Regions from separate parts of the Homo sapiens genome. Here regions 2 and 3 are each linked to region 1. Evidence: chromatin loops called from intact Hi-C (ENCODE). Cell type or tissue: PC-3. All regions are shown on one strand.

The links. A loop is a pair of places that touch in the nucleus more often than their neighbours do. Peaks named below come from ENCODE experiments on the same cell type or tissue, not always from the same donor. Only the 100,000 strongest peaks of a DNase experiment are listed, where the experiment ranks them.
Region 2: it touches region 1 in a loop (4-fold over the local background); 9 of 110 quality-filtered maps call a loop at or near these places.
Region 3: a loop joins it to region 1, with 5 times the contacts of the local background. A loop is called at or near these places in 8 of 110 quality-filtered maps.

What each region holds. Positions count from the first base shown.
Region 1 is chr10:78,960,657-78,968,656 of GRCh38, reverse strand. It overlaps ZMIZ1-AS1 (ZMIZ1 antisense RNA 1), which reads left to right. Exons shown (of 10, transcript NR_024431.2): 6 at 5,771-5,833; 7 at 6,608-6,758; 8 at 7,250-7,403. Among named protein-coding and RNA genes, the nearest start is that of ZMIZ1-AS1, 100 kb to the left of the region's middle. RefSeq lists enhancers at 320-1,103, 1,110-1,609, 3,368-3,928. In PC-3, a CTCF peak has its summit at 3,888; a DNase peak (open chromatin) is centred at 3,446; H3K4me3 peaks cover 367 bases; H3K27ac peaks cover 2,747 bases.
Region 2 is chr10:78,752,602-78,760,601 of GRCh38, reverse strand. No RefSeq gene overlaps it. Among named protein-coding and RNA genes, the nearest start is that of ZMIZ1-AS1, 310 kb to the left of the region's middle. RefSeq lists enhancers at 1,731-2,368, 2,369-3,007, 3,647-4,285. In PC-3, CTCF peaks have their summits at 3,440 and 7,640 (motif pointing right); DNase peaks (open chromatin) are centred at 2,901 and 3,601; H3K4me3 peaks cover 434 bases; H3K27ac peaks cover 2,354 bases.
Region 3 is chr10:78,801,690-78,809,689 of GRCh38, reverse strand. No RefSeq gene overlaps it. Among named protein-coding and RNA genes, the nearest start is that of ZMIZ1-AS1, 260 kb to the left of the region's middle. RefSeq lists an enhancer at 7,684-8,000. In PC-3, no CTCF peak of the experiment used is centred here; DNase peaks (open chromatin) are centred at 2,549, 4,269 and 6,699; H3K27ac peaks cover 2,957 bases.

The sequences.
Region 1 (8,000 bases):
GATGGGGCAGGGTGTGGGTGCAGCTCTGCACACCGGCCTCTCCGTGAGGATGGCCTGCACATGTTGTCTGTTCGCTCACTTTCCCATCTGTGTCCCAGAGCTGAGTGAGCACACCCTCGTGGAGTGCCATCCAGGTCCTGGGTCTTCTATCTCACTCCCCTGGGCCTCAGTTTCTTCATCTGTTAAATGGGAATGTGAACCTCATGAGATGGGTAAGATTTTGAGGATTCAGTGGAACAGCTAGCACCCACAGCACTTCACACACTGAGCCAAAGGGAAGGTTACGTCTTCGTACTGTGCCCTTTGGGCTGTGTTGAGTCCTGGGTCTGGTCCACGATGGGCCTTGGGCAGTTCTGGAGCTAGGGCTTTGGTAGCCCCTGAGAATTAGGGACACTCCAGCTGCTGGGCAGGTCTCACTATTCCCCTACTGCCCCTGGTGCGCCCTGCTGCCATGCCTTTGCTTCTCTGAGCTCCATACTTGGAGCTCCCTTCCCTGCTCCATTTCACTTCATCCAAAGTCCTCGTGGTTCAGTGCCAGGGCCACTTCCCCTGGGAGGTGTTGTCTGGGGAGGCCTCTTGCTCTCCCCAGGCCCTCACTCCTTGCAGGATCCACAGTTCACATACTGGTGACTGGGAAGGCTGAGGCAACCACACTTTCCGCAGGCTGTAGGGGCAGGTGAGGGGCTGCGGCTCTGGGGCATGTCCTTGCTGGACAGGTGAGCAGCTCCAAAGCTGTTGGGGGAGATGCCTGTCCCTCACCCTGTCTGGGAGGGGTGTGGGATGCTCGCCACTGGGCAAGGGAACACATGTGGGAGTCCCCGCTCACTTTCCTGCATGTGGGCTGTGGGCAGGGATAGACCTGGCCTCTTCCCTCCATGACCTTTCCTCCTAAGCTTCAGCATCAGGTGCCAGGCTTTGAAGGCTGGAAATGCACAGCGCATGGTGCGGGGTCTGGATCTGCACCCCAACTGGATGGGTAGGGTCTGGGGTGATTTGGCCTCTTGGAGTTTCAATTTCCTCAGTTGTAAAATGGGATGCCTTATTCCATCTCTTAAGGTTATTATGAAAATTACAGGTGTCAACAAGACTGCTCTCTCCTGCCTCAGCTTCTGTCTGCCTAGAATGTTTTTCCCTTCCTGGTTGCCTAGATAGCTCTTATTCATTCTTCAGAAGATCTGGGATCAGTGTTACTTCCTCTAGGAAGTCCTCCTTGGTTCTGAGTTCCAGACAGGTTCCCACACTGGTAGAATCCTGGTCTCTTCTGTGTTTCTTATCTATATGTGAGTCTCTATTTAGAGATGGCGCCCCCCCTCCGCCTCAGTAGACTGTGAACTCCATGAGGGCAGGGGCTGTGTCTGCTTCATTCCCCATCATGTCCTTGTACCCGCCTAGGACCCAGAACTTCAAAGGCAACTGGGGAGTATTTGCTAAGTAAATAACAAATTTGAAGTGCCTCATGCCAAGTTAGGATCCCTAAAATAGCAGCTCTTATTAAATGTTGCCCCCAGAGGCCACGTAACCACTCCTCATTTCAGGCCGTCAGTGGGACGTTATATTGCCAGGAAGTTCGGCATCTGGCCTATGCCAGTCCACCTGCCCTGGGGAAGTGCCCACCCATGCTGCGCTTTGCTGTCCTCTCAGCCCCTGGTGCAGGGAGGGCAGGAGAAGAGCCAGGTGAGGTGTGCCTGAGGCCTGAGCCCCCAGTGCTGGTCTCTGTCTGAAGTTCAGCCCTCTGTGCTAGGCCTCCTGGGATCCCTCATGGGCAGGAGGGCAGATGGGAAGTCTGAATCTGAGCACAGCTGGCTAGCTTGCTCGCTGGATAGACAGGCCTTGGCTGCCCCTAAGACCACAGCTAACAGGGTGGTTCTGTGCTCACTGAGGTCACCGGGCTCAGCCCGGGATTCTGGGGTCATTGTCTGTACTTCTCAAGCTTCTGAATCCATTCTCAAGCTTCTGAATCTCCTTGGGCTTCTGAATCCACTTCTGACCACAGATGTGGTGCTCATGTCCCCTTATGAAGCCATCCAGGTCCTGGGTCTTCTATCTCACTCCCCTGGGCCTCCGTTTCTTCATCTGTTAAATGGGAATGTGAACCTCATGAGATGGGTGGGATTTTAAGGATTCAGTGGAACAACTAGCACCCACAGCACTTCACAGTACGTAAAAGCCTGTCCCATCTGTTTTCCTGACAGAATGCAGAGCTCCTTCCCTGGCGGAGCTGGAGACAGATGGGCACTGGGAAGGTGAGATACTCACACAAGAAAGTTCAGAGTGCTGTGGCGTGGGTGCAGCTCAGGCGGGGATGGGCAGCACTCATGTGGATGCGACGTATATGGGGTCCTTTGTGATACAGCCCAGTGGTGGTACCGCGGTCTAGGGTGGACAGACAACTGACAGCAAGTTCTGCTGAATTCTTGGGGGAGACAGTGTCTGGAGCAGTGGTCTCTGCAAGGCCACAGCTTACCTGGCCCTCTCAAATCAGTCACTAGTGTCTAGGGGGTCCCTGAGTGTCAAGAATAACCAGCCTTGGAAATCCTTTGCCCTGGGCCCTGTTCTACTCAGGGAAGGGCCTGCATGGCCTGAGGGCTGGACACACTCGAGAGGGGACACACCTGCTTGTCTGCTCACATGTTCACACATGTACACATGTGTGTACACATGTACATATATACTCTGGATTGACCCCCTCACTTGCATGGACCTGAGTGTCTCATGTCTTTTTCTATGTAGGACACATGGAAAAATGATTCCCAAGCAATTTCCAGGAAGAATATTCTATCTAGTTCCCTCTCACCTCCCACTACCTCCATTTTATAAACTGGGAAACTGAGGCCAGAGAGGGTAAGTGGTTTGCCCAGGGTCCCACAGCAGGAGCAGCAAGTGTGACACCAGGGTGTCCTAACCTGTGTCTGGGACGTCCCAGCCAGGTGACTTCTATCTTGCCAGGGAGTGTGTTACAGCGAGCTCTCCTCAGCTCAGCAACCCCGTTTTACAGATGGGCAAAACCGACCTGGCCATGATCTCATCCAAAGGGCACCCATGTCTCGATCACGCAGAGTCGAGACTCAGGCTCTGAGTGGGAGCCCTGGGCTATGGGTTTTGCCCCACATTGCTGGGAAGTTCCAGGGGTGTAGCTGCTGCCAGGAGAGCTCATTCAGATTGTAACTTACAAATGAAAAGGGAATTTAATAAACAGGGTTCCATGCAGGAGCCCGGGGCCAGCCTTTCCCTGCAGCCACCCACCTGCGGCTGCCTGCCCCAAGGGCCCTCCCCACCAGCTTGGGGCCCCTGTGGCCGGCCAGCAGCCCTGCCTGGGCCTCCTCCCCGCCCTGCCCCCAGTGCTGCTGACACAGGCTCCTTCCTGGCCTCTCACCTCCACAGCCCTCTCCCGCCCTCCCGCTGGCCGGCTGCAGTAACAAGATGCCCTTTGTGTGTGCTGGCAGGGGAGGGGGCTGCGGGCAGGCTCCTGCGTGGCTTCTTGCTGCTGAGTCACAGCTCCCTGCCAGGCTCTGGGAACAGAGTCGCAGGTGACTGGCCAGACGGCACAGAGCCCAAGATCTTGGAGATGACCTCAGACAACCCCTTCCTTGCACGGGAGGGGACGTCGAGTCTCAGAGAGGGGAAGGGGCTGCTGCATGCTTTTCTGGGGGCAAACATCAAGATTGGGCACCTCTTCCTGCAGGTTAAGGGCTCTCAGGCTGGTCCTGTTGTCATAGTAGAGTCCTACTTCTCTCCAGAACAGCCTGAGTGTGTCTGTGTGTCCACATGCATGTGCACACATGCTCACTCATGTCTGTGTTCACGTGTGAGCATCAGGGGTTCAACCGTGTGAGTGTGTCCTTGCGTGAGGCTGTGTGTAAGTGTGTTTGCCCTTCTAGGTCTCCCATGCCTTCTCCCAGAGACACACACGCCTGTTCTCAATGGCATATCTCCTTCCATCTGCTTCTTAGTGCTTACCTGAGCTTCTCCTTGCCCACTGCAGGAGGCACCAGCCCAGGCAAGTGAGTGCCTGTGATGGGCAGCTCATTACCTGACAAGTCACCCCCAGAAACCCAAGGTAGGGTGTCTCTCTGCCCCACTGCACTGTGCTGTGTGGGACTCACCAGCGGGGGCCCAGCCAGAAATGTGTGGTGCTTAGGAAGGTGGGCTCTGGAGACAGGCTGCCTGGGTTTGAATCCTGGCCCTGCCATTTCCTAGCTGTGTGACTTGGGCAAGTTTACTTTTCTTCTCAGAGCCTCTATTTTCTCATCTGTAAAGTGGGGATGATAATAATAGCCTTGCCTCAGGGATTGAGGTTGTACCTCTAAAGATCTTAAAATAGTGTGCAGGTCCTTAAGGAACATTAGCTATTATTATTACTGTTATAGTTGTTCTTGACCCCCAGGGAGCTCTTTGGAGATGCAAGGGGCTGAAGGGGTTGAAGTCTCTGGCAGCATGAGAGGCTCAATTCCCTTGGTCACTGACCAGCAGGCAGTGAAGGGGCGGGGGGCACTCTCCCAGGAAGGAGTCATCTGTTCTGGGCTGTGTCCCCCCCGAGTGGAGCCACCTTCAACAGTATTCCCCAGGAGAGGTCTGCACCATTGGAAGTGACCCCTGGCTCTGTGCATGCTGCCTTCCTAGGTCGCTCAGCTAGAGCAATGGCCAGGCCCTGGGAGGCAGGGCAGGGTGGCCAGACGGCCGGAGCTCCTGCTCCTCCCTCTCCGATGGGCCTTGGCGGGCGGCAGGCTTCCTGTTGCTGCTGCTATGATGCCCCACCTAATGCCGGGGATGGCCATCTGGGCCCAGGGGCTCGAAGAGGGGGCCTGCCGACCATCTGCCTGCTTGGCGTGGGCTGCTTCCGAAGGGCAGCAGGGCGCCTGCCCACAGTAGCTGGGGCAGGAGGAGGCCTCGGGGCTGGTTCTCTGGCCTGGGCAGCCTGTCAGGCTGCAAGCTGCTGCAAGGAGCCCAATCCCCAGAGCTTCCTGCCCTAATTTTCCCTGCATGTATGCACAGGAAGGCTGGCTGCGGTCCCTGCCGTGTGAGCTCAGGGAAGCCTCGCCCTCCCCAGCTGCAGTCTTTCCATCTGTACAGTGGGCAGGCTGGATCCAGTGCTCAGATTTCCATCCAGTCGGCGCTGCCTCTGGGCCTTGGGGCTGACTGGGGGTCCACTTTTTGGGGTGTGGGAGGGTTTCCCAAATGTGTCCTATCCTCCCAGCTCTGACCCTGGGGGCCAGCTCTCCAGCCAACCGTGGAATTACATGAGTCCCTAAATAACCAGCTGCAGGTTAGGTCCAGAGCAGGCGTTCTTGCTCAGCGACAGCCCAGCCCTGGTTCCTTGCATGGTGGTTGCAGGGTGACCAGACACTGCAGAACACCTCTCCAGAGAGGCGGAGACTGGCGAGGATGGAGGAGGCAGCTTCTCACTCACTCAGCAGTTTTCTGAGCATTGTCACTGTCTGACGCTGTGCCTGGTCCCGGGGACATGATGGTGACCCGCCCTTTACAGTGTGATACATTCTAGGGTGGGTGACCTAGCAGGGAGCCCAGCCTGGCCCAGGGGGCCTGAATTACCTCTGAGATGTGACGCCTGAGACCTGAAGGAGAAGTTGGAGTGAGCCGGGGTGTTTACTCTACATAATCGCCTACGAGATAGGTAGCTGCTATCCCTACTTGACGGATGAGGAAAAAGATTCTCAGATAAAACAATATAGAAGCGGCTTTCCTATGGTCACCCAGTAGGTAGCAGAGCTGGGATCTGAACCCTTCCTTGTCTGACTTCAAATTCCATCAGGCCCTGACATTCTCCAGCTTTCATGGTGTTCCTGCAATCCAAGTGCCGCTTATCTCTCTACAGGTGAGGTTAGGGGTTGGGAGGATGTCCTGAGCAGGGAGCACCAACTTCTCTGGCTGCAGGAGGGGAGGGAGGGGGTGGCCGGCTGCCCTGGGTGCCCTTTCTTTCCCTTCCATCCAGGGCTGGAAGAAAGCCATACTTCTGACTCCAGGAAGTGCTTTGGTGGAGCTGGACCGGCTTCTGAGCTGTCTGTGGCGTGAGGCTGGGATAAGTGTTTGGTCACCTGGGATGGGGAGCCACTGGCCTGAGGTGACACAGACAAAGGGGAGCCAGGAGAACCTGTCCTGGCTCACTGTGGAGCACCCCGACCCTGCTCCCCTGCAGCAGGCTCAGCTATAAGGCATTGCCAGCCTAGCCCCGCGGTTTCTTTTGCTGGGATAAATTCAGTGGAAGGAGCTGTGTAAAGGCACAGGCCCTGCCCCACAGAGAATCCTTGTCACTTACATGCTCCAAGAGGTCTCAGAACTAGGGGACTTCCTCCCCTCCCTCCTCCTTGTCTGGAGCTGGCATTAGGCCCCACATCTTCCAGACCCAAGAAGGGCATTTACTCCAGGAGATGGCTGGGCAGACCCTCAGTAGGTATTCCACGAAAGTGTTCATGGCTTAAACCCAACACTTGATTTCTCCCTGAGCCAGTCTCTGTGAATGTCCTCACCATCGTCCTGTGTCACTCCTGGCCTCCTGCTAACAACCAAATCTATTGACTCTCCAGATCCCCAATGTCTCCATGTCACACTACTTCCATTGCCACCATTCCTGTCTGTATCCTTGTCTTAGGTCCACCAGATGACCGGCTGGCCTCCTAATTGGGCTTCCTGCATTCCTGCCTGTGCTCGGAGCTCCCTTCTCCACTTGCCTGCTGGAGGAGGTTTACAAACAAAATCAGATCATGGCACTCCCCTGGGGCCCTGCATCCTGTGGCCAGCAGGTAGGGCTTCTGCGACCTGGCCCTGGCCACCTTTGGCCTCCCGTCCTCCCATTCCTTCCAGGCCCCACTGTGCCTTGGTGTCCCTGCCCTCCTTTCTCCTCCCCAACTTCACCCACCAGTTCCCATCTCCCTTCCTTTGCAGGGTGTTTCTGCTGCTGGAATTCTTTGCCCCTGGGTCTCCGTGTGGTTAGCTCCCTTTCACCACGCTCAGTCAAGGTCTAATATTGTCCCCCCACCACCTCCTGCATTCACTCTCCGTCCCATTACCCTGTTTTACTTTCTTCAGAGCACTACGTTGTTTTGTTGTCCTCTCCACTACCCTAAATAGAATGTAAGCTCCAAGATGCGAGGGCATTTCCTGTCCCATACATTCTGCATCCCAGAGCCTGGGCTGGAGCTGAGAAGGTGCTCAAGGAATGTTTGTCGCATGAGCCAATTTCATAGTGCTCCAGGCTCCCAGGTGGAAAGGTCCTTGGTCTTTTCTTTACCAGGTCTTGGAAACGCCCCTGTACCCCAGAAACTTCCTGATCAGTCCCTGGTCAGTGTATATCATGCTTCCTGTGACATGACATCAACTTTTCAGTGACTTCCACTGGTTTTGGCCCAGCTCGAAGAGCCTGACACCTCTGCAGGGAATTCTACCAGGTATTCAAAGAGTGAGTCTTAATGCAAAAAGAATGAGAGACGCAGGGTCACGAGTCGCAGGTTCAAGTTCTGACTATTCCTCTTCTCCATGGTCAGCTGTAAGTCGTCGAGGTCTCTGGCCCTCAGCTTCCCCTCTGGAAATGCTGGGAACCATACCCCTCAGGGCTTCAATAGGGTGGGAGGAAATGCTGGCCAGTGTGGGCAGCCGGGGGTCTGGTACAGGCCTGTGCTTAACAAGTGCTGTTTGAGTTTGGGGAAAAAGTCTCCACGATTCTTCATTATCCCATAACATTGAGGCCCTCGTGCCCTGCCCAGGTATAGCTGCTCCCTCTGCCTGGGGGCATCTTCCAAATTGGAAAAACAGAGAGGAAAAGAGCAGTCCTGCTCAGGTGGGGCTGGGATGTGGAAGGGAGGTGGGGTGCGGGTGGTGTGCTGTGCTCACCCGCAGTGATTTGTAGCGTTTTGTCTTTTGGAAAACACTGCGGTGCAAGGTTGCCCAAGGTCAGTGCCTCTGTTCTGCGATCTCTTTATGAAAAGGGAGAAGAGAAAGTAGTCACTGCTTCCAGTTTTTTTAAGGAGTTGGCCAAGAGCCAGCAC
Region 2 (8,000 bases), 210 kb after region 1:
ACGATTTCTAAGAACAGCACCTGCAGGCCTGCATCCTGGCTGTGAAGCACACACTTGTGCGTTTTCTGGTGGAGACCTCACAAGCCTGCATGTTAGGGCCAGCTCTTATAAATGCCACCAGGCTGAGGACAGTTTCACAGCAGCATCGCTTAGCAGGACCCCACGTGGTGCTAGTCCCTGGGCTGGGCATGCTAGAGAGAGAGACGAGCAAAACCCTTTCTCTGGCCTCAGAAAGCTCACAGTCTGGTCAGGGTGGAATCGGTATTTGCTGAGAGCTTCCTGAAGGTCAGGGTCACTGCTGCTGGGGCCTGCCATATATCACTCAAGTCCCATCCTCATAACATTCCTGGGAGGGGCCAGATCCCCCACTGGAGGAAACAGAGGCCCAGAGATGCTAGGTAACCTGCTCCAGACCACACAGCTGGGTCTTGTGAGGATACATTTTGAATTCCTGTTCTGCCTGTTTCAATGCTTGCCTGTTTCTTGGGGAAGAACCCCACTTCTTTCTTTGGGAGGGCTGCTGCAGAAGGTCACTGGGGTGGCTTGAGGCCTGAGGGCAGGCCTGGCCACAGACCCTTCAAATGATTGCTAAGGCACATGCCACTCAGGAACTCCTGGTCAGATGAGCAGAAGACAAAAGGAGCCTCCACTAGACGGCCACCCGTGCAGGCCCAGATGCCAAGCTCTGGGGAGCATTTGAAGGCAAGTGGGTCAGGCACTGCCCTGTCCCCAAGGAGCTCACAGACCAGTGAGAAACCTATGACAAGAGTGTTAAGACCCACTTCACAGGCATCGAGCCAGTCAAATCTCTGCCATGCCCATTGCAGGGTGACCTGAGGTGAGAACCAGGACTTCTCAGAACCTCAATTTCTTTATCTGTAAAATGCAGATACTAGAACCTAACTCATCACATTATTGCAAAGCAATGTGTGGGAGGCACAAGGCTCAATACAAAGAAGGAGCTTGGCAGTAATAGTAATCATGACTCTTATTACCACTCCAGCCAGAGTTCAGCAGCAGGGAAGAGCAGGTAAATGAGAGGTGTAAGGAAAGCACGAAGAACATGCTATCAGGATTCATGGGTGGGAAGGGGGCAGGGGCGGAGCATGGAAAAGCCTCAGGAGGCTCCTGTTTGTTCATCCTTCCCTTCCCCTTCCCCTTCCCCTTCCCCTTCCCCTTCCCCTTTCCCTTCTCCCCCTCCCTCCCTCCTTTCTTTCTTTTCTTTCTTTCTTTCTTTCTTTCTTTCTTTCTTTCTTTCTTTCTTTCTTTCTTTTCTTTCTTTCTTTCTGTCTCTCTCTCTCTTTCTCCCTCCCTCGCTCCCTTCCCTCCTTCCTTCCTTCCTCTCTTTCTTTCTTTTCTTTCTTTCTTTCTTTCTTTCTTTCTTTCTTTCTTTCTTTCTTTCTTTCTCCTTTTCTCTCCCTTTCTTTTCTTTCCCTCTTTCTTTTTTTCTTTTTCTCTTTCTTCCTCTCTCTCTTTCTTTCTTTCTTTCTTTCTTTCTTTCTTTCTTTCTTTCTTTCTTTCTTTCTTTCTTTCTTTCTTTCTTTCTTTTTTTTCTCTTTCACAGGGTCTTAAGGGTCTTGCTCTGTTGCCCAGGCTGGACTGCAGTGGTGAGATCATAGCTCACTGCAGCCTCAACCTCCCAGGCTCAAATGATCTTCCCACCTCAGCACCCCCAGTAGATGGGACTATAGGCATGCACCATCACACCTGGCTAATTTTTGTATTTTTGGTAGAGACAGGGTCTTGCCATGTTGCCCAGGGTGGTGTCGAACTCCTAGGCTCATGCAATTCTCTCACCTTGACCTCCCAAAGTACTGGGATTACAGGTGTGAGCCCCACACCCAGCCCCTTTACACTGTTTATTTTTCTAATGCTCTTGTTTGGGGACTTTTACACTTATTCCAGAACATGCAGTCAGCACCCAGTGACTATCTGTGGAAGGAGCGAACCAAGGAATGATGTCTCCAGCTCCAGTGCTCCAGAGTTTCAGATGTGGCTCTGTTTCATCCCCATCCTGGCTGCTCTGGTTCAGAGAACTTGGGTGGCAGACTCACTGCCAGCAGTGGGGAGCAGCCCCTGCCCCACACGGGCCCAGCCTCAAGGTCCCGGAGTAAGCACTTCTTGCTCCAAGCCATCTTCTAGAGAGATGGGAGACAGGGAAGCTAGGAGCTTCTACCACCATCTGAGTCACTGTGGATGGAGAGAGCCGCTGGAGAGACAGGAGTGCAAGGGCCTGGCGTGGCTCTGCAGCTCTGGAGACGTGGGACAGGCCACTTGCCTTTCAGGGGTGCTATGGCAGAGCCTACCCCGTTGGCCTTCTCAGCAGTTTGCCTTATGTCTAAAGCTTCCTGGGCCTGCAGCACAGGGTGCTAGTTTTGCCTATGGGGGCAGCCAACCCTCTACCAATTAGGTTAGAGTTGGTGGTGTACAACCCATTCCTCAGCGGGTCAGCCTGAGACATGTCCTCCCCAGCCTTGCAGACTGTCCCGAGGGGGAGTGAAATATAAAGATGACCTATTTACGAATCCATCCTTTACATGCTTGTCTTTGTTCACTGTCTTGATATCGGTGTTCCCACTGTGCCTCCACGGCCTCCTGCCTCCTGTGTTCTTGGCTCCTTCTCAGCCTGGCTGCCTGGCCCTCACCCTGAGCCTGGGGAGAAGTCAGGACCTTTCACTTGCCGGCTCTGGGTTATACGATGATCTTCTGTTCCCAGGATTCAGCCTTTTGCCTAACAGGAGGACCAGGAAGTGAGAAAAAAAATTAAACAGCTTTGGGCTGGCTTTGGGAGGAGTGGCAGGGAGCTCCCTCCAGCCTCCTGTGAAATGGGTGTGCTGGCTTTATATTTCGAGAGAATGCTGTCGGACGAACGGGTAAAGGGCTGACTCATCAGTTGTTAATGGCCCTAACACCCAGCATCTGCGAGCCCTCCTGGGACGTCGTCGTAGGGTGATTTGCTTTTCAGGGCTCTGACATCAGAGGCCTTGTCTCTGTCTGCTGGAGTGTGTCATGCTCTCGCTCTTCGCAGGAAAACTGCTTAATGCTATGGCAAAAGAAAAGTAATAAAATATTCATTTGCCAAGGCTAGAGGGTGGAAGCTATCGAATCCTCCAGGAGAAGGAGTCCTAAATTAAAGACACGCACAGACCCGGATGAAAGCACATGGCCACACAGCAGACATTCTTAGGCACACAGCACGTATAGGAAAAACAGCCTCCCATGTACCCAAAAGCATCTGCCTGTGCACACACAAAGCCCTGCGTGTGCAAGCACACATGTACCCATCACACACCTATGCAATACACAAGCCTGCACTAACGACACACCCACGTCACGATGTGAAGACACACGCACATTGCACAAGCCTGTGGAACCCTGCTCCATACACACACACGCACACACCTATACCTATTCCCTCACCGTTGTAATTAAAAGTGACATCTTCCTAGCTCATCTACTGGGGGCGGGAGAGCCCATCAAACCGGCCCTGACTTTTGAACAATAGCCGCCTGTCTGGCTGTCCCGAGGAAGCCTGGCTCTGTCAGGCAGAAAGCAGATGCCGTGCTGGGGGAAACAGGGGAAGTGTGACTCAGAGGTGAGTTACACAACTTGGTTCTGCCTGTCTGCTGTGCCCAGGAGGAGGATGGGGGAAGCTAGCAAATGGGAAAGCTGAGAGGCTGCTGCACTTCTGGAAGTTTCCACATCATCAGCCTGGAGGAGGCTGAGGCTCCCCGAGGGTGGCATGAGGAGGCTGCTGCGCTGTCATGAGCAGGAACACATGTGCTTGATCACATGGGGCGCCTTCCCTCAGAGGGAGGGGTGCTGTGGCTGTCACCTTCTCGCTAAGGTTATAGCCTTCCGCTGACCTGCTCCTGCCCATCTGGCCTGCTGCCACAGGGCACCACCACGCCTATGTAGACAACAGGTTGGCCCCAGGCTTGGGTTGTGGACACACAAGTTGGCCTGCATCTATAAAGATGCTGCCTACTGATGGTTCTAGAAGCCCTGACGGAGTAGCTTATAACTAGAGGATTGGTGCCCAGACCTGAGATTTTGGAAACGATCCCAGCTCACAGATTTCCTGAGAATGACAATGTCCTGGCTCCCTGGGATGTTTTTTTGTTTTCTGTTTTTTGTTTTGTTTGTTTGTTTGTTGTTGTTTTTTCATACCATCTATTCTACAAACATTGACCAAACATTGACTAAGGGCTAGGGCCTTGGGTAACATAGCTGGTTGCTGGAAGGATCTCACAGTCTGTGAGGGAGGCAGGCAAGGGCCAAAAGTGACTGCAATTTGCTCGTGGAGCAGCTGACTCTAACTGGTTTTGGAAGGTTGAGTTGGCTGGGTAAAGAAAGAGGTATGGATGTGAGTGGGTGGGAGATGGGAGGATAGGAGGGTGTCAAAGAGGGAGAGTTAAATTCTGAGGAGAGGAGTAGCATTCTCACAAAACTGCTTTCCTACACAGATCACTGTAGACCCGGGCTGGCAAAGTACAGCTCACAGGTCAAATCTGGTTCACTTTCTGTTTTTGTAAATAAAGTTTTATTGGAACCCAGCCATGCCCATTCATTTCTTATCTCCAGAAAACTTGAGTAGTCACAGCATGGCCCTCAAATCCCAAAATATTTATGATCTGAGTCTTTACAGAAAAAGTCTGTCTGTGTTCTAGACCCATCCATGAATTCTGGAACCCAACGCAGAATTCCAGAACCAATCACAAAATTTCTACAGCCTACTGTAGTAGTCCAGAATCCAGCATGGTTTTCTAGAGCTCCCTGGAAGAGTGACATTTGTATAGGGATTTAGAAGTTTACAGTGAGCTTTTGCATCAATTATCCCATTTAATCCTCCAACAAGCCTGTGTGAGGTTAATGGTAATTTTATCCCAATTTTGCAGATGAAAAAACTAAGACAAAGGGAAATTAAGGGACTTGCTGAAGACCGCATGGCTGGGAGACGGCTGAGGTCAGGCAGCCTGATTCTAACATTCCATGCTTTTTCCGCTGTATTATCCTACAGATGTTTCTCCGTCACACACTGCACTACTTAGCTGCCCTCCCTGACAGTCATTTCCCCCTTCTTTCTAACTCCCACTGCCACCGAGGAAGTCTTTGGAAGTCTTTTGTCCACTGTGGTGTGTTAGTGGGGAGACAGGGTTTGGAGAAGCATCAAATTTCCTTTCCGCATCTGTTTGCTGGTGCCCAGTGTACCCTGGGATGCTAACTAACAGTGACAGCTGATCTTCAATCGGCTGGCATGTGAGAAGAACCACTGGGTCAGGTAATTCCAGTTCACCTCTTCAGAACTGCATCCAGGAGGCAGCCCCGGGTGGCAGGGATGGTCCTGCCGGAGCTGCTGGGCACTCCTGTGGGGGATGTGATGGAATCTGCCACGTCCCTCACCTACCCACCCCAAGCAGGGGCAGGCACCCTGAACGACCCCTTCTGAACACAGGGCTTGCAGCCTCCTTGCTCATTGGTGTACACAGGAGCTGCTCTTAATGGAATTACACCTCATTTATTAGATACGAGGACCTAAGATGTGGCTGTGTTATATTAGGCGAATTCTGAAGGCTCCCACCCCTGGACACACACACACACACACACACACACACACTCATTTCCTGCAGCTCTGAGGGCTGCTGGCTGGAGCTCTGCATGCTGTGGGTAGCACATTTAACTCGATAACATATAATATACGATGGGATCATATTTAACAAGGAAAACAGGGCCCGAATGGACAGAGGAGCAGTGTGGCTGGGTTGCCATGGAAACCCCTTGTTCGGAATTTCCTGACTCCTAGGAGATTACATTTTCAACCTTAATGCTGTATTAACATAAGCTTTGGCACTTAATGTCTCTGTTTTTCACCTCCCCTCTCTCCCTTGCTTACAGGCAAAAGCAAGCAGCAGAGATGAGCCAGGGAGGAGGAGAGAGGCTGCATTTCATGATCTGGTCAAAACCAGCCATGGCACCCAGACAAGGTGCTCTGCAGCTTTCAAAGTGCATCACATCCATTATCTTCTGTGACCCACAGACAGGTCAGCAAAGCTGGCTGGTGTGAGGTCACCAAGCCCCGTGCAGGTTGCTCCTCACATACCTCTTGCATCCACTCCTTCTTCTCCGTCGCATGCCACTGCCCTTGTCATCTCTCACGGGGCTGTTGCAATAGCTTCCTGCTTGTTTCCCTGCTCCCAGCCTGCGCCCTCTGTCCCCTCTTGCTGCCTGAGTGATCTTTCTGCACTGCAAATTTGTTCACCCTACACAGTAGGCTTAACAGCCTCCAACGGCCCCCAGCAGGTACAGAATAAAGTCCCAACTCCTTTGCATTCAAGTGTTTCTGCTTCTCTCTACAAGCTTGTCTCTAGCAGTCTCCACCACAGTCCCTACCCTCCAACCCCGTAGAGGTGATGATGTCCTTTCGGAATACACAGAGCACTTCCAAGGGCCATACTGCACTTCCAAGGGCAAGCTCCTGCCATGAGCTTAGCTTGGGACCGTAGTCTCTGCTGTCTTCCTGAACGACTCTTAAGCTTCCTTTAAGACCCAGCTTGGCATCACCTCTTTTAGGGGTGTTTCCCTGCCTACCTCACCACCAGTGTTCCCAGGGTGCTGTACCGAATGCTGTTGCAGCCCTTAGTGCCTGATGACCCCTTGGTCCTTCATGAGCCTTTCTCCTCCATCATATGGGGAGCTCGTCAAGCCCCGGTGGGGACATGCCTTCCCCACTGCCATGTTTCCACCACCCAGCCTGGTTCTGGAACCTAACAGGTGTCCAACTGGCATTTGTGAAATCGAGTAAGTGGTGAGGACACTGAGGCTCAGAGCGGTAAGTATGAGTCCAATGCTACTGCCTGGTAAGAAGCTCAGGTAGGGTTTCTCTGCTGTCACTCACCCTCCCAGCATCCCTGCTTGCTCTGGGATCTCTGTGCCATCCACAACTCACAAATTGTGTCTGTTTCCAGCACTACACAGGTCTTCTCTCTAACAAACCCTTCCTTCCCTACATTATCTCCACCAGTTGCCTAATAATCTTGGACCAGCTGGGGCTGGTAGAAAGTTGAGATCTGAAGAATGAGGCTCAGAGACCACCTGAGACACTTCAGCCCATAGAAAAGCCCACACTCCTCCCATGAGACTTATTCTTTTAAACAACAAGGTTCTCAAGGTTTCAAGGAATAGCCACTTGTCCAAGCAAGCCCATGCTTTGGAGTCTTGTAGCAAGGACTGAGGGAGCCATAGTGAGGACTGGAACCTTCACCCTCACAACCAGTGTACTGGGTTGAACAGTGCCCCTTACCCTCAATCATGTCTACCTGGAACCACAGAATGGGGCATTTGAAATTAGGGTCTTTGCAGAGATAATGTAAGAATCTTGAGATGAGCTCATTCTGAATTTAGACCTTGGTGGGCCTAAAAACAATGGCAGGTGTCTTTTCAAGAGACAGAAAAGGAAAAGGCACAGAGACACAAGGGAGAAGTCCTGTGATGATAGAAGTGAAGGCAGAGGCAGAGGCTGGAGAATGTGCCTGCCAGCCAAGGAGTGCTGAGCATGGCTGGAGCCACCAGGAGCCAGGAAAGAGATGTGGATAGATTCTCCCTAAGGGCCTCCAGAGGGAGCCCACTTGGCTGACACCCTGATTTCAGGCTTCTCGCCCCCATCAGTTTAGGGTCATTTGTTTCCTTGACAACCCTAGGAAGCAGATACAGCCAGGCAGTGTAAGAATCTGGGGGAGGTGTCTGCAGGACTGGGGGGAGGTTAGCATACCAGGATGTGATGTCACTCCCTCTTGTCACATGTGGCACTCTGCTTCCCAGACTGGCACCTCGGTCACTGCACTGACCTCGAGCTCCCTCCAGCCCACCGCTCCATCTTCTCTGCATGTCTCAGTCTCAGGTCCACACGCAGCCTCCATTTGCTTGTGACTCTGCAGGTTGAGCTCCCCTGCACCCTTCTGTTGGTGATCTTTTCACTTATATTACATATGCCAAGCCAAGCA
Region 3 (8,000 bases), 160 kb after region 1:
GTGCCTGGCACATAGCAGAATCTCAATAAATATTTGTTGATTGAACAAATAAATGATTCCAGGTTCGTATCACATGCCAGGTATGATTCTGGGTACATCACAAGCATGGTCCCAGTTTCATATATGTGTGATTTGCAGGCTATCTTGTTCCAGAAAGAACTATTAAAGCCACCCTGAAGCAAAAATGTTTATGAGTGCAAAGTGAGGTCCAGAGAGGGTTAGTAACTTGCTCATATCACCCAGCTGATTGGCTGCAAATCTCAGCTTGAGCTCAGCTTTGAATAACTCTAAAACCCATGCTCTTTCTTTTCGTCACTATTCTTCTGGTATATCCTGAATTTCCTGGGTTCCTCAGTGGTCTGTTGTAGTAGATCTGGAGGCATGGCTGCCCCTGGGGTGTACAGGGCTTCAGGCCAGTATATTTTCTGTTTTGCAGGGAAGGCTGTCTACATAAACCATTTGAGCCACTCAAAATCATGTGAGCGCCATTCTGCTGACTCCATCTCATGTGATGCTGTGAAATAAAAACTTTGCTGGCCAGTGGGAGCAGTCCACTCACCAGGCTGCCTGCCTGGGGCAGGGGCCCACCACAGGGCTCTGGGCTGACCCCATATGCATGAGCCCTCAGGGCTCTTTGGGACATCTGGCCAGCTCCTGGAGGCAGTAGGGGGCAGGGGTAGAGAAACAAATGGGGATGGGGGTTCACAATGGGTCCAGGTGTGGGGTATGCCTCCTGGATGGCACTGCCAACCCAACTAGTCGTGAACAGAAGGAAGTCCCTCAAGGAAGCCCCCTGTGGTATGGGCCCCATGGCAGGCGTCTAAGGGCAGTACTGTCTGGAGGAGACCTGACCACCTGAATTGGCCCCAGGACACCAAGGGATTCTGATGCAGGGTCCCACAGATCAGGCTTTGAGAAACACTGCTCTAGGAGACCAGGGTCCACTCAAGGTAGAGTTTTCTGAGAAAGAAACTGGTCAGGGGTGGAGGGGCTGCTTGGGTCTGCCCAGCTGGTGGCTGTCACCCCCTAGGTCTCCGAACAGGAGGAGGGTGGCAGGTATTGGATGGCAACGTCGCCTCTCATGGGGCCTTCTGATCAGACGGGCCCTTGGCAGGCTCCTAATTTGTCTCCTCCTCGCAGTGTCAGTATCAGTTTTCTGATGCAGAGGGACCCTGGTAATGAGTTTCTATTAAAAGAGCTGAATCTCGACTCTCGGAACTCAATGTTCAGAATAAACAATGGGGCAGAATCCTATTAAAAAAGGCTTCCAACATGGACAAATTAAACCCTTGGGAATGCTGTACAAAGAATACATTTTTCCAGTGTCGAAGCAAGATCAATAGAGAAAAACAAATAATTTCAAGTAGGAGTCATCATAATGACACCCAGGTACAGGCAGGGGTTGGGTGCGTTATTTTGGCCTGAGGACACCCCAGCAAAGATAATGAGAGAGCGGAGGGCTGGAGCTCGTCTCGGGTGTGAGGGATGTCTGGGTCTCCCGGGCAGCTGAGGGAGGAAGATGTCGTGTCTCATTTGTCTCTGTCGAGGATCCCTCTTTCTCTGGGGGATTGTTAAGCCCACGGAGCTGTGCTTAGCCCAGTGAGGACTGGGGTAAGCCTGTGGAGGGGGTGGGAGACCCTGGCTTTGTTTGCGAGGGGATAGATCTAATCTCTGCACAGGCTGGGCAGGGTAGCTGTGTCTGCCTCACACCCAAGCGGAGGGAAGTGCCCCAGACATCTGCACAGATGCCTGAATTTTCACCACCAAGCCTTCACCCCAGCCCTGCTCTCTCCGCTTGGAGACTGTTCTGTGAAAATTGCTCTTGCAGTACCTAATTTTATTCCCTGGAGCTAAGCAAAATCATACTCATCATTCCTGGCTGATCTCGAGTCCCTCCCTCTTTGGGAAACCTTTCCTGAGTACTTCCCACCTCTTCCAGGTTCCTAATGGTCTGATAACACCCTCGAGTGTTTGTCTCGTCTGGCTCCTGCCTCCCCCAGCATCCTGCCTTGGAGACTGTCCCAGGGCTGTTGGCTGTCCTGTTGATTCATTTAGTCAGTGCGCCCCCTCCCATATCTTGCAGGGACCACTTTGTTCAATCCAGCCCACCCCACAGTCACTGAGCATGGGCCCCATGGTCATGTCCGTGTTGAGCTCTGGGAAAGCCAAGGTTGACTGAGACACAGGCTAGGAGCCCTTGAAGGCAGGAACTCTTTCAATCCTCAAATTTGGCCCAGCTGCCCCTGTTATAAAATGAGGCAACAGAGGTCCAGAGGAAGGCAGTCATGGAGTCAAGGTCACACAGAAGTGGGCAATGGAGCCAAAACTGGAACCCAGTGCTACTGCCTTCCTGCAGCAAAGGCATGCTAGGGTCTCACTCCACACAAAGTGCTATTCTGCATGCTCTGTGTATTAATGCTTTTATACTGCACATAGTATCCTAGGTAGGTACTGTATTTTCCTCATTTTACAGGCAAGGAAACTGACGCATAGAGAAGTTAGGTAACTGACTCAAGACCTTAAACTTCAAAGGTGTGGTCAGGCCTCCTGGCTCCTGGCCAGCTTTCTTTCCTCTGCCTTGCCCAGGAAGATTGTGGAGAGTGGGTCATGGTGCAGGCAGACATGGGGAGAGGAAAGGGTCTGGGGACCTGGCCTCAGTGGAGGGCAGGAAGGGGAGGATGGCCCTGAGTTGCTTGCATCCCTGTCTGGCTCAGCACACACGCCCACTGTGTGGAACCAGTAGGAGTTACTCCTCTGTGGCTCCTCCTGCCTTCTCTGGAGATTGCAATCACACAGTAGCTCACTCAATAAAGGCCCTAAGAAGTCCTGAAACAGCTTTGCTTTTCCCAGTGTCTGCCAGACCTATGTGACAGTGGAGGCCCTTTCTTGTCACCTCAGAATGCTTCTTAATATCACATGCCACTCCTCTTGAGAAAGTCCCCTCTGCAACACAGCTGGACAGAGTGAGGAGTGAGTGACTGAGACAAGAAGTTGTGTAGTGGCAGCCCCAACAATGTGGATTTTCCTAGATGCCAAGGGAGGAGGAACTTCCAGGGTGGGGAGCAGGTCAGGCAAATTGAAAGCCTCACAGTTGCTGTGGAGGATGAGGTCTTGGACAGCCCTCGGATTTGGTGAGGAGGAGTCTGGGATACAAATCACACACATGTGCCCAAGTTAGTTGCTGGTGGGGTGCAAATCATTGTGGTAGCTTTGATGGGATGAGGGGCTGGTTTATCCATTAAAATTCAAAATGCACATACCTTATGATGTGGCAGTTCCACTTTTCTCTATTTAGCTAAGAGAAACACTTATGCATGGGCTCATGGAGGCCTGTTTAAGGGTGTGTACTGCAGCCTTGCTGGTATAAGTGTCAGAAATGGAAACAACCTTAGTGACCACGAGTAGGAGAATGGCTAGAGACTTTATGGTAAGAGTATACTTCAGCAGCTAGAAAGAATGGGACGATGTTTATGCAAGAGCCTATTGGATTAACAAAGCAAGGGGCAGAGTGATACATACAGCATAATACTTCTTAAGTGAAAAAATGTACAATTCTGTAATCTTGTGCACATATACATGTACATATGTATACATACACACAAGCACATACTTGCGCTCACACACAGACACTATAACACTGGTAGTTAAGAGAGAAAGCTCTAAAATCCAGAATTTCTTTGACTTGTAGCTCTGCCACTTGCTAGATTTGTAACTTTGAGCAGGCAACTGAATGTAACTGTACCTCAGTTTGCTCATCTGTAAAATATGGATAATTATATTTCAACCTCAAGGAATTATTGAGCATATTAAATGATTAACTGAGTTAACATGAGCAAAATACTAGTGAAAGTGCCTGGCCCATGGTAAGGGTGAAACAGTTGTTACTGTGACCATATTTCATCTGTTTTAATATACACACATTTTTTCACATCTTAAACCAGCAATTGACAGCTCTTAATGTTGGGTCATTGTTTAGTCGGCAACTATTTTTCCTTCCTGGTAGCACATAAAATAGTGGCACAACTTACAATGGAAGGCATCTTAGGTTCAATGAAGTAGAATATTGTTTCTAGGTAAAATCTACTAGGGCTCCATACTTGGGATAGAAGCACAAGTCAGTTCTGAGACACACACATCCAGCTTATACCAGTGGTTTCTTTTGGAAAGAATGTTGGAAGGGGTGGTGTCAGGAGGCCTGCAGCCTTATCAGGACTGTCTTAGTGTTTTACAAGCAGCATGTACTCGTGTTTACATGTGGTTTCACTTAGCGTTGCTTGGTTTCAGCCAGCAGACACTAACACTGGTTAACTTAAGCAAAAAGGAATTTATTGGCAGGATGTCGGGAGCTCACAGAAGTGACAGGAGCCCAGAGAAGCAGGCTTGGGGAAGGCGGGAGCCCAGGCCTCTGCCAAGGGCCTGGATTAGGAGCCACAGCCACCACCTTGTAGTGGGAAACATCTGGTCCGCATGCTGCCAAGGCTGAGACAAACGCCCTCCAACCTTGTCCTCTGTCTCCGGGTCTAGTGGCTTCTGTCATTCTTTCTGGTTGTCTGTCATCGGATGACCCCTTCTTTCTAGGCTTGATAAATCCCCTACCTTAAAAGTGTTGGGGTTGGGGAGTGGCAGAGTCAGCCTCCCACCATGGACTGGGCTGCAAATCTGCATAGTTCCCATGCCCTTTGAGTCCATGCAAAGGCATGTGCCCAGGTTGGTGACTGGAGGAAGCAATGGCATGGAACAGGGCAAGACACATCTATGCTGGTGGTAGGAGGCTGGGGCAACAATCATAGCAGCCGTGTCCACTTCCAGGGGCAGTGCTGTTCAGAATAGCAGTGTCTGTGCCTGGCATCTGGAGCAAGCTGTGGCAGCCTGGGCAGCGATGTTCACGTGGGGCTGGCTTCCTAAGGACACTTTGGCTGGGATCCTGACTATGGCCCGGACTGCCTTGATGCTGCCTGTTTCTGAGCCTGGTTCCCAGCCTTCCCTGTGAATCTGTGAGCTACCTCACCTCCTTTGGAACACATTCTCCTTTCTGCTTCAATCCTGACCAAGTTGGATTCTGTTGCTGGTAACCAAGAAGCCTGTCCGACACCCTGCATCCCTCCCTCCAGATGCAAACTCTCAGAAAAGAGGTTGGGGCACGTGCCTGCTCCCTGGGGAGGACCAGGAGACGTGGGGAGCTGGATTTGGCCTTTTGGCTTTTGTAATGGGAGGCAGGAGCCTAGAATCCTCCTCTACCAAGAACACACACAATGGGAAAGAGGCAAATTCTGAAAGGAAATCAGGCTGTTGTTAGTGAGGGGTTGTGGAGGTGGGACTTGCAAAACATGACAAATGTAGACTATCCTTGTTTAACTATTATTTAAAACAAATAGAATGTATGCTCTGCTTGGAGGAAACAGATTCATTCATTCATTCATTCAACAAACTGACTGCCAGCTACATATATATACATAAACAGTCAGGCACTGGGGGTGTAATGATGACAGCCTTCTAGGGGCCCGAGTCTGGTGCTGGTACCAGGTCAGTGGACAGACAGGGACAGGCAGTGGGCCCAGTGTTGCAAACCCAGATAGTCCTGTGTCAAGACCCCTCAGTCCCAGGCAAACTAGGGAGTTAACACTTTGGATCCTAACAAGTTGATCCTGAAAAGACAGGAAATTGGCGTGGCAGGCCTGTGGGTAGCGGGGCAGAACATCAGGGCTGGAGATTTCAGGTAGACTTAGAAAGGGGATGAGGGGATGGCCTGAGGCCAGCAGTGGTGGCAGGGATGCAGCCTCTGGCAGAAGAAGGCCTTGGAGCCCAGCCTTGGCAACTGGAAAGGGGGCGAGGAGAGGAAGGAGAGCCCCAGGAGGGGAGGAGGAGATGAGCAAAGGCCAGGAGGCTCTAAACGGAGGGGCCACCGATCTTGGCGTAGGGATCGCCTTCGACCATGTGTCATGGAGGATCCAAAGAACAGCTGCTTCATCTAACAGTGATGAAGGTCCAAGGACAGTGTGGGGGCTCCATGAAGCCATGGGGGCCCGGGCTGCTTCCTGCTCTTCCGCCGTCTTTGGTTATCTCACAGCTCAAGATGAAGATGGCAGATCCCCCTGCAGCCTCACGCTCATGTCTGGAGGTCAGACACAGGGCAGGGGAAAGAGCAGCGGCTAAAGGAGAAGGGCAAAGCTTTCCAGTCATGCCCTCCAGAAACTCATGCTTCTGGTTGGCCAGGTCTGTCACAGGGTCTCCCCTGGTTGACAGGGAGGTGGGACATGCAGCACTTCTGCTGATTTGAACAAATTCAAGGGTTCCATTTGTAAGAAAGAAAAGGGGAGCAGCTATTGTGGAGCTAGCTAGCTGAGTCTACCCCAGGAGGGTCTCCTGGGACTCTACAAAACACCCAGTGTCCTCACTGCCCACCACAGGACCCAAGCCCCCGCAGCAGGGCCCCGTGGCCATCCTGCCAGTCTCAGCTTAATCCTCACCCCAGGGTACAACTGGCTGCCCCAGGCCCCTCCTCTGTTCTCCTCCCAAGAAAGCCAGATGGCAGGCGGAGTGGCTCTGTCTCCTGGCAGGGTCCTGGGGACTCGCCCCTCTCTGCCTGAACGGCTGTGCCCCCTCCCCACGCGCTTCCTGCGGCCTGGAGCCCAGCCTCTCTCCAAGTGGGACTCGCCCTTCCTCCTCCAGCACAACGCCCGGAGTGAGCCTGCCCATCTGGTTCTATTTCACTCCATGTTACTCATCAGGATGTGTTTGCCAGGAGTTATTTGATGTTCAGGAAGAATTCTGAAGCTTTTGAAAAGAAGTAAATAAAATCTTTTCTCTCCCAGAGAGTCGTGAAATTGCCTTTTGCTGAGGAGACGGCAGGCGCCCATGTGGGGTCCAGCAGTCCCTGCCTGGCCTGGCCCAGGGAGCTGGTATTCTGGGGTTTGCCCTTGTGCCTGTGGCTCCCCCATATTCCTGGGCTCAGGTGGACCTCCCCAAGAGACCATTCTAAGACTTTCCTGATCCTCTTGTGATGCTCAAATTTGGGTACAGAAGAAGGCAGCCGTCAGGGACGCTCAGCCTGTCTTTTGCTCTCTGGCCAAGAAAGCTTTTAGGAAGAGCTCCTCCCTACTCACTGCCATGTCTGGGCCATACGGCCTGTACTGATGAGAACGTGTGAGCTGCAAAGGCAACAGAGCTGGAGCTGGGACCCACAATCTTGCATTCTCTGCTGCAGAGGCAGCCTGCAAGGGTAGGGACAGAGTGCCTGGCCCTGAGAAGACCTGATCTGCTGCAGCCGGGTGATCACAGGCAAGGGGCTTCACCTCCCCACCTTCTCCTCCCTTCTCCTCCTTTCTGAGTAAACGGCAGAGCCCACTGGATGTTAGGACATCCAGAAAAGAGAGGGACACCAGTGCCACCTCTCCAGGTCCCAGTCCATCCCAGCATCACCCTCCCCTTGGACCCACACTGCCTCCTACCTTTCCCCTCCATGCCTTGTTGTGGCAAGGCTGGAATTTTCCAGATAAGTTTTAGTAAACAACCAAACAGATGTTCACTGGCAAGTGCTCAGGTTCTTTTGGCCCCTGGGGACCGCCCTGCCCCTGACCTAGCTGGTTTGGGCACGGGGTTACACTTAAAGCATCCGGCTGAAAGGATGAACCAGTGCATGGAGGATCACTCCTGGGGCAGAGGAGGTCATGTCCTCACCCTTTCTTTCCTAATTGTGTCCATGCTTTCTTCAAGTCCCCACAGTGAGTGGCCAGTTGGTGGGTGTGGATCCACCCTCCGTCACTCTCCATTTGTCCTCCCTGCTGATGCGTGGCACCTCCAGAGGGTTGATCCTCTCCAGCCATCACATGGCAAACCCTGCAATTCACACAGCTCCCCTCCTAGAGCATCCTCATGACAGTTTACAACCCAGACTATTAAACATTGATCACTCAAAATTTAACATCCCATCTTCCCTTTGATATCCTCAACTGCTCTCTGCATAAGACAACAAGCCAGCTTTCTGCAGCTCAGCATGAGGG